3 separate regions of the Homo sapiens genome follow, and all the other regions are linked to region 2. A link is a contact called in ENCODE Hi-C or POLR2A ChIA-PET data. All regions are on one chromosome and are shown on one strand. Each heading gives the region's core, a stretch centred on a gene start or an enhancer-like site at or near the end of the contact. The rest is flanking DNA. Distances are from core to core; before and after follow the strand shown.

Region 1 (2,830 bases), core at 28-2,527, 2.2 Mb before region 2:
ACTCCTGACTTCAGGTGATCTACCCGCCTCAGCCTCCCAAAGTGCTGGGATTACAGGCGTGAGCCACCGCGCCCAGCCTGCAGATCCTTTTTTTTTTTTTTTAGACAGGGTCTCGCTCTGCTGCTCAGGTTTAAGTGCAGTGCCGTGATCATAGCTCACTGTAACCTTGAACTCCTGAGTAAGCCCTGCTGCCTCAGCTTCTCGAGTACCTGGAACTATAAGTGTGCACCACCACGCCTGGCTAATTTTTTTTTTTTTTTTTTTTTTTTTTTTTTGAGACAGAGTCTCGCTCTGTCACCCAGGCTGGAGTGCAATGGCACAATCTCGGCTCACTGCAACCTCCGCTTCCCGGGTTGAAGCAATTCTCCTGCCTCAGCCTCTCGAGTAGCTGGGACTACAGGCGCCCACAACCACGCCCGGCTAATTTTTTGTGTTTTTAGTAGAGACGGGTTTTCGCCATGTTGGCCAGGCTGGTCTCAAACTCCTGACCTCAGGTGATCCACCTGCCTCAGCCTCCCAAAGTGCTGGGATTACAGGTGTGGCGTGAGCCACCATGCCTGGCCTTACCAATTATTTAACTTTCCTTGAAGGCCCTACGCTCTCTAGTCAGTACGCCTTTGCACATGCTGTTCCTCTGCCTAGAACACCGTCTTGTCCTCACTTCTATCCCCTTCATCCTGCAGGTCCTTCAGGTCTCAGCTTAGATCTGAAGCAAGCTTCTTGGGGAAGGGTTCTTTGGACGCCCCCTCTCTCCATGGGTTAGTTACCATGGATGTGTGCTTCCATATACTTTTCACATTCTAACCATTAACACACAGCTTTGTAGTCGCCTGTTCCCTTGACTTTCCACCTCACTAGGCAGTATCATCATTAACTTTTGCATTCCTTTAACTGAACAAACGTGTGTTACTTGTTAACTATGTGTCATAGTTACACACATACATACACGATAAAGACCCAGACCCTGCCCTTGAGATGAGTAACTGCGTCTCTTCTCTGGGGTCTCGGCGTCTAACAGCGTCAGGTCCAAAGCGCTTGTTGAACGAATGAACCAAGGAACGAGTGAATGAACGAATGAATGCCCGCGAAGGACGTGGTGCCGCGCGGTCTTCTGGGAATCGTAGTCCCCTGGTTCGGGCCTGTCTTTACGGCGCAGGCGTATTCACATGGAGGCCGTGTTGCTGTTAATGCGCATGTCCCGGAATGCGGCTGGGAGGACTGCGCATGCTCGAAGGGTGGGGGTTGAGGCCGACGGGGCGCCGTACGGCGGAGGCGGGGTTTCAGTGGCTTCTGGTGCTCTAGGGTGAGCTCTGCCCGGCTGCAGGGATGGCGGGGAGGGGTAAGCTCATCGCAGTGATCGGAGACGAGGACACGGTGACTGGTTTCCTGCTGGGCGGCATAGGGGAGCTTAACAAGAACCGCCATCCCAATTTCCTGGTGGTGGAGAAGGATACAACCATCAATGAGATCGAAGACACTTTCCGGTACGGTACCGCGCGAGGCCTGAACGGGCCCTTCTGCTGCTCGGTGGAGTGCGGGGCGAGGCTGGAGGCTGCCCGGACGGGGGTGAGGGGACGATCCTGAAAGTCCTTCCGCCCTTCCGGAGCGGAGGCCTCCGCGCCCCAAGTCCCCGTTTGGGGCTCGGTGGGACAGAAGCTGTATCAGGTCCACGAGCCCCCCCACCTCACATGATCGTGTGTCATGAAAGAAGGGGAACAGAGCTCGTGACAGCCTAGACAGTGGGCTTGGACTTTGTTCTGCTTTCTCCTCCTTTAGAGGCTCACCATCGTCCCGTAAGGCAGGGATGATTTTTGTCCTACTCACAGGTGAGAAAACTAAAGCTCGGAGAGGGTAAGGCACACACTAAAGTTACGAGTCGGCAGAGGCAGAGCTAGAATTTGAACCCAATCTCAACCCTTTCTGCCTCCGGTAAGCCAGGTACACACTCTTGGCAGGTCTCCTCAGGCGGCCTCGGAATTTCCTTGTAGTCTTGAGCACAGTAGGCAGAAATGTCGGGACTGTGAGAGCCTTCTGCTAAGACCTTGCACTCAAGCCCTCACTGCCTGCCTTAGGTCAGAGTGTGGGTGCAGGCATGCTTTTAATCCACCAGGGGTCCTGGTGACTGGAATTAAGGATACCAGCCTCCTATTTTATTCCTCACCCCTTCTCCAGGGCCCCTGTACCAAGTCTCAGGAATAAACCACTCACCTGTTTCCCCCAAACAGTCCAGCCCAGGGCTGCTGGCTGAGACTGGTTCCTGCTGCCTGGTGTATTAGGTAGTCCCTGACCTGGGAGGCTGTTATCTGCCATTCTCTAAGCTGTCTGGTAAAGTGACCCAAGTTATCATGGGAGAAGGACAAATTTTACTTCAAGAATTTTTTATGTTTCCAACCAAAAGGGACCTCAGAGATCAAATCTAACCCAGTGACTGGCAGGGGGTGGGTGCTCAGTAAGTAATTTTTAATCAGTAAATAAACGAATGAGTCTGGGTGCAGTGGCTCACGCCTGTAATCCCAACAGTTTTGGAGGCCGAGGCGGGTGGATCACCTGAGCTCGGGAGTTTGAGACTAGCCTGACCAATATGGTGAAACCCCATTTCTACTAAAAATACAAAAATTAGCCAGGCGTGGTGGCGGGTGCCTGTAATCCCAAGAAATCAGGAGGCTGAGGAAGGAGAATTGTTTGAACCTGGGAGGTGGAGACTGCAGTGAGCCGAGATCCACCACTGCACTCCAGCCTGGGTGACAGAGGGAGACCCTGTCTCAAAAAAATAAAAATAAAATAAACAAATGAATGGGTGGGTGACCACAGGAGAGAAGGAGCACAAGGC
Region 2 (3,237 bases), core at 106-2,605:
GAAAACAGAAATGACAAAACAATAATAACAGAAATAGAACCAGGCATTTGATACATAATTACCATCACCACGGCTTTCAAGCTTTCTGGAATTACGTTCCTCCAGTAACTGTTGATGATGCTTGCAGGAGGCAAAATGCAATGCAGTTTTTCTCTTCCGCAGCTATATTAGGGCTTTGTTGCTGACAACAGTGAAAACTTGTTTGTGTCAGGAAGTGAGGTACGGAGATATGACCTGGAAGGTACAGACAAAACCAAAGTGGCAGTTTTTGCATTACTTTTCTGACCACATTCTTTCAAATGGTGACAAGAAGGCGGTCTGCTGTAAAATTCGTGGGGTGTTTGATGGGAAACAAAATAATCAGAAAAACATAATTATCCCTAGCCATACCATACTTGCTAGACGCTAGAAAGTATACATATATGTAATCTCTGTATACATAGAGAAAGCAAAAAGCATGTGCACTTTAATATTTTTGAACCACTAATTTTGTCATCATTTGTACCATTAACAAACACTTGGAAAGACTCACTCAAGTCCAGGGATGTGTGGAAACTCACAATGTTGAGTGCTGTGGGTATTACTGACTCACAGTCCCTTAAAGGGTTTGTACCATAAATCCCAAATTTCTGCCTTAAAGTTTTTACAGACATGGAGATTTTATCCTGTAAATCTAAGCCAGATAGCTATTTCTGGGTTTTTTAGTTCATGCTTTTCCATTTTATAAAGGAAACTGTGTGGATTGGCGGAATCAAGAAAAACTTCGCAAGAAACTGAAGAGTGGGATGGAAGATCTTTTCGTTTGGCCTTGCCTTGACTCTGTCTCTCTCCACCTCATCAGTTTACTTCATCAGCCATGATGAATGAGCTCCATTCCAACCCTTCTAATTCTATAATATCTCTCCCAAGTTTTACCTTCCTATCTCATGCCTAATTCTTTTCATCCCTTTCCTCCTACCTCCCTTGCCTCCCAACTCAGCCCCTTTTCTGCCTGGGGGCTCAGCTCGGGCCTCCCCAAAGACTGTACCCCCCACCCTCCCCTGCAGCTACCCCCACCCCCACGCCCTTCCCAGCTCGGCCTCTCTTCTTTGCAACTCTACCTCCTTACCTCTTTTGACCTCTAATCACCTTCACAGTCTGGCCCTTGACTTCTGGGCCTCTTCTTACCTCTCTTTACCTGAAATGTCCTGGCCCTCACTGGGGTCTCCTCCACACCCTTCTCTCTGGTCCCATCCCTTCTGCTGCCAAGCCCCAGCGTTCCTCCGGCTCGGCCTGGTCAGCTTGAGCCTCATTTTGTTCGCGTGCCCCTGGGCTGGGAAAGGAGTGTGTGGTGCACAGTGGGGCCAAGGATCCCCTGGGGCCGCGGCCTCTGCCTCGCCCCCTCCACCCCTCCCGAGTCCCGGTTGCGGCGCTTCCTGGGCGGATGGCTTGAAATTGCTGCAGCAGCTGCGGTTCTGCTGTGTCATGCAAGAAGGAGGCGGCGGCGGCGGCGGCGGCGGCCGGAGCTGGAGGGGGAGGAGGGGAGGAACCTGATCCTCCGGTAGCGAAGGGCTAGAGGCAAACACCGAGCTCCTCCAGAGCCGCCCGGGAGCAGGGAGGGCTCCGCTAGCCCGGGGGGCCCTCCCCGCGGGGCAGATGGTAAGTGGGGCGGTGCAGGTGGTCGCCTTGGGAAGGGAGCGCGCAGGGGGGTAAGGTGGGGCGGCGGGAAGTGCTAGAAGTCACCCCAGCCAAACTGAAGGAGCCCAGTTTCCAGCTGAGAGGGACCCAGGCCGTAATAAGGATGTCCAGCCAAACGCAGCAATAATTACTATTGGAGTGACGCCCCGAAGTTGACCCCAAGCTACACAGAGGGTGGAGTGGTGCATCCTGAACCCAGGACAGAGCTGGAGGCAATGATTCAGGGTTTGAGAAGTATCAGCCCATCGGCCTGGCGCTTTAAGGTGCAGCTGAGTAGGAAAAGCCAACCCACATCATATTCCCAGAGCCTTGCTGCGCTTTCTGGGTTGTCTTGTTCAAAACTAGTGAAAGGGATGGGAAACCTGCCCAACCTCACTTTAGCCACGAAAATAATGCTCTTGGCCAGTGGCCTTGGACAAACAGCCTCTGGTGCAACAAAACAATCAATAGGAAGAAGAACTTCATTCCCCTCACCATCCTCCTTCCCCAAGTTCCTTTGACCAGCATACCTCATTCGGCTTAAAGGAGAAAGAAAACTATGTGTGACATTCCCTCCCAGCCTACCTGCAGCCAGCCTCCTCACCACACAAACTGCCCATCCCGCTTCTCTCCTCATCTTCAGAGCCATGATTCCAAGAGACATTGCAATACTACTCACTTTAGGTGAGAAGACTGCCTGAAACTCTGAACAATTTCACCTCCCTTGCCCTTTGCCACAGGGGATTCAGAAACCTACAACTGAGAGCAGGGAAATATACGGACAGGCTTGGCACGTAGGAACATTACTTCCTTCACTGGAGTGTAGTTCTCCAGACAACTTTTTAATTATGATTATTCCCTTCCATTGCACTCCTGGAAATTTCAAAGCACTTTCTAAAACATCATTTTTTTTATGTCAGTCATACATTTAGAGGTAAGGGGTTGATGGGATTAACTGAAAGGCTAATGACTGTCTCAAAAGCACATGCTGTTGCTAGGGAACCCAAGCTCCTGCTGCTCTCTAATCACCAGCGTGTTCCGTGGAAATCAAACTGCTCAGGGTGTTATTAAAATGAATGGCATCGGGTTAAAGGCATTCTTGCTTATGTTGTAGCATCCTGGATTATTATCGATTGCCTCACACCCACATATCTTGTTTTCCTAATTTGATTTCTGTATTTGCGTCACTGCCAGGGACACTCAGACTAGACCAGTCAGTTCACTTCCTGTTTCTCAGAACTGGTTTATATTTGGTCTCGTAGCACTAGCTGGTAAAACATTATCAAACTGATCCTCTTGGAAAGAAATCTTTGCTTCCCATTGAAAACAAAATATTCCAATTAAATTGTAATTCCTGTGGAAAACGTCATCATTTGAGGAGTAGACTGCCAGTTGCCATTTGAGAAACAATCCTTGAAATGTAAAGCCTAGAAAAAAAAAACATCATCTTGATTTCTTTTACCCAGAATCTTCATTCCTCAGCACTAGAACTAAGACAAACTCGAGTAAAGAGTAGATTTAAGTATACTTCTAAAATGAAACGCATAAATAAATAAATAAATAAATAAATAAATACATGTC
Region 3 (3,229 bases), core at 175-2,674, 2.1 Mb before region 2:
AAATGCAAAAATAAAGGTAAAGGTGAGTATTTTGTCAGCCTGTAAAAAAAGCCTCTTTAGTTTTCAAAGTACTTAATTTTTAAAGTACATCCTACATTAGAACCTAAGTCAGCCAGATAACCAAGAATACACATTTACACAGAAATGAAGCACAGCAAAGGTGTGAAAATTAGGGCAGGAAGCATAAAACATGAATCAAAGAATGCAGAAATACAACAGATATAAGCTACAATTAAATATCTCACCGGATGCACACACAGTTTTATATGGAATAATCAAAGCAGCAGTGATACCCATCTTATAAATAAAAATCTAAAAGCCAGAGAAATAACAAGGTTAGAGGATTAATATGAAACAAAATGAGAACTCCAAAGATTTTCTGAAAGCAGAATTACTGTTTTTTCTTCATATTATGTTGCCACTCCAAAGCAAGGGGAAAACTCGCATGAGTAAGAATCTAGAAACCTGAGAAGTTTCGAGAAGAACAGACTCAAACTGGAGTGAAAATAGGCAAAAAGAGTGAGGCATAAGGCTACGACTGGGAGCAAAATGCCAGATGCAAGTCTTGGACACGGAGGGGAGACGAATAAAGCCTTCTTAAGCGGAAGGTGGAGAAACACTGGGGTTGGATTTGGTGGGAGGAAGACAAAACGGAAAAGCACGGCCCAAGAAGCAACGGCAAAGGGAGAACTTAAACAAGATTAGATTGATGCCACAATCGAAGAGTATAAGACCTACAAATCAGATTCTGCCGGGTGGGGAAAGGGCCAGTTCGCGACCGATCAGGTGCGACTAGTTTCCCAAAAGCGGCAAAGATGTAGCTTCGCAGCCCCACCCCACGACAGCAGCTCCTCCCCAAGGAGGACCTCACGAGGTCAACTGCCGGGCTCAGGTTCTCCCCCGGAGCCTAGGTTCCACCCCGCCCCGGCCGTGCGGCACAGAACTGCCTCTCTGGGCCCCTCACCGAACGCTGCAGCTCCCCAAGCCAAAAAGAGGCGCGCTCCTTTCCGCTGGGATCTGGGTCGTGGTAAAGCGCCTGCACTGCCTGGTACACGAGCTGCAATGTCGGCTTTGCTCCTTCCATGGTGGTGGCGGTAGTGGCGGTAGCGACGGCTCTGATTCTTCTCCGGAGGATTCCTCGGTTGCTCCGCCTTCGCGCTTCCTCACTGTCTGGGCCACGGCCGCTCCCTGACTGGCGCCATCTCCTCCTCTTTGGCCGTTACCAGGGCAGAAGGCTCTCCGTGGAAGTTGCCCCCTCGGAAACAGCTATTAGGTCGTATTCAGGTTCCTGGCCTTTTTTCCGGTTTTTCCACTTGATTCTAGACTCTTGAGTCCACAGATTCTGGCGCTCCCGTCTTCAGTCGCTGACTTGCCCTCAGAAGCCTATCTTGGGAGGCCACACACCAGTGTACCTAAGGTTCGTTTACCCGGACCGGAAGCGACAGCACCGATACCTTTGGCACACTTCCGCCTGGTACACTACAAACGGCCTCCTTCCCGGCACGCCTCCTCTTGTCTCCCCGCCCCCTCCCGGAAGTAACCCTGCCGGGCCAGGAGCCGGGAAGAAGAGCCGGTGTTCTCTCTGTTCCTCGCTAGCAGCTTGGGACATTAGCGCCGAGATGTGCCCCATATCTGAGCTGCCTTCAGCTCCTTGGAAACGGATCCAGGTTTTTCCTACCCCTTCCGACTGCCCCATCCCTCTCCAGAGAATCCTTTTCTGCCCTGGTGATCAAGGCGCGTCAATTCAACTCTCCCTAGAGTGGCCACAGTACTGGAGATCCAAAGATGACTTAAGACATGGTACCTACGCTGGCTCTAGTGGAGGAGACAGACACGTAGTCAACTGAACTATTTTACAAACCTGAAATATGTGCCACATTGAGATAAATCCAAAATGCCTAGAATCTTTGTTCAGCTCCCCTTTACTTAGTTCTTAAGCCCAAAAGAGGTCTTCATTCTGCTTACAGCTCCTGGTGCTCTAACTCCAGAGCATTTTGCATACATCTTTAGGGTTATTCTCACATTGAACTGTATTTTTGTGAATGCCTTTCTGTCCGAATCCAATACCAGTGGTCTAACAATTCACAAAAGAAAACAGAAATATTGGAAACTGTACTATGGAGAAATTAGGGACAAAAGGTAACAGTATATTGATATTAACATTGCTGCTAGTCCTTTGCACTAGTAAATAACTGCTATTTGATAAATGATCACAATGTGTAAAACACTGTAGTTACAAGATCTCATTTAATCCGCCTAACAACCTTGCCAAGTATTAATAAAACCCGTTTTAGGCGCTGACACTGACCTACAGCGCCTCAGCTCCAGCGCCATGGCGCCCTCCAGGAAGTTCTTCGTGGGGAGGAACTGGAAGATGAACGGGCGGAAGAAATGTCTGGGGGAGCTCATCGGCACTCAGAACGCGGCCACTGTGCCTGCCGACACCAAGGTGATTTGTGCTCTCGCCACTGCGTATAACGAGTTGGCCCGGCAGAAGCTAGCTCCCAAGATTGCTGTGGCTCCGCAGAACTGCTACAAAGTGACTAATGGGGCCTTTACTGGGGAGATCAGCCCTGGCATGGTCAAAGACTTAGGAGTCACGTGGGTGGTGTGGTCCTGGGGCACTCAGAAGGCGTGTCTTTGGGGAGTCAGATGAGCTGATTGGGCAGAAAAGTGGCCCATGCTCTGGCAGAGAGACTCGGAGTAATCGCCTGCATTGGGGAGAAGCTAGATGAAAGGGAAGCTGGCATCACTGAGAAGGTTGTTTTTGAGCAGACAAAGGTCATCGCAGATAATGTGAAGGACTGGAGCAAGGTCATCTTGGCCTATGATCCCGTGTGGGCCACTGGTACTGGCAAGACTGCAACACCCCAACAGGCCCAGGAGGTACACAAGAAGCTCCGAGGATGGCTTAAGTCCAACATCTCTGATGCAGTGGCTCAGAGCACTGGTATCATTTATGGAGGCTCTGTGACCAAGGCAACCTGCAAGGAGCTGGCCAGCCAGCCTGACGTGGCTGCCTTCCTCATGAGTGGTGTTTCCCTCAAGCCCGAATTCGTAGACATCATCAATGCCAAACAATGAGCCCCATCCGTCTTCCCTACCCTTCCTGCCAACCCAGGAACTAAGCAGCCCAGAAGCTGAGTGACTGCCCCTCCCCTGCACATGCTTCTGATGGTGTCATCTGCACCCTATTGTGGCCTCATCCAAACTGTATCTTCCTTTACTA

What was found. Hi-C counts contacts between places; a loop is a spot of excess contacts on that map. ChIA-PET counts read pairs that join two places held with the same protein, here RNA polymerase II (POLR2A). Pooled maps may share reads with other maps.
Region 1: a map of ascending aorta shows a loop between it and region 2 (5-fold over the local background). The contact joins the promoter of ATP6V1F here to the promoter of LINC-PINT in region 2. A Hi-C loop is called at or near these places in 1 of 168 maps with a recorded cell type or tissue (ascending aorta) and 4 of 50 pooled maps. POLR2A ChIA-PET finds 5 or more read pairs at or near these places in 1 of 52 experiments (activated naive CD4-positive, alpha-beta T cell).
Region 3: a loop to region 2 is called in a pooled map, with 6 times the contacts of the local background. The contact joins the promoter of TNPO3 here to the promoter of LINC-PINT in region 2. A Hi-C loop is called at or near these places in 1 of 37 single-sample maps with no recorded cell type and 6 of 50 pooled maps. POLR2A ChIA-PET finds 5 or more read pairs at or near these places in 1 of 52 experiments (activated B cell).

The regions. Positions count from the first base shown.
Region 1 is chr7:128,861,579-128,864,408 of GRCh38, forward strand. ATP6V1F (ATPase H+ transporting V1 subunit F) reads left to right here and starts at 1,278. Exons shown (of 2, transcript NM_004231.4): 1 at 1,278-1,484. The coding sequence starts at 1,327. It overlaps FLNC-AS1 (FLNC antisense RNA 1), which reads right to left and starts at 1,048. Exons shown (of 4, transcript NR_149055.1): 1 at 947-1,048. RefSeq lists enhancers at 892-1,001, 1,082-1,571.
Region 2 is chr7:131,108,570-131,111,806 of GRCh38, forward strand. LINC-PINT (long intergenic non-protein coding RNA, p53 induced transcript) reads right to left here and starts at 1,356. Exons shown (of 8, transcript NR_170176.1): 1 at 1,168-1,356; 2 at 1-234. It also overlaps a transcript of MKLN1 not described here. RefSeq lists enhancers at 1-208, 2,603-3,144 and silencers at 1,432-1,481, 1,562-1,711, 2,862-2,921.
Region 3 is chr7:129,053,687-129,056,915 of GRCh38, forward strand. TNPO3 (transportin 3) reads right to left here and starts at 1,425. Exons shown (of 23, transcript NM_012470.4): 1 at 965-1,425. The coding sequence starts at 1,084. It also overlaps the pseudogene TPI1P2. RefSeq lists enhancers at 958-1,457, 2,269-2,563 and a silencer at 2,269-2,563.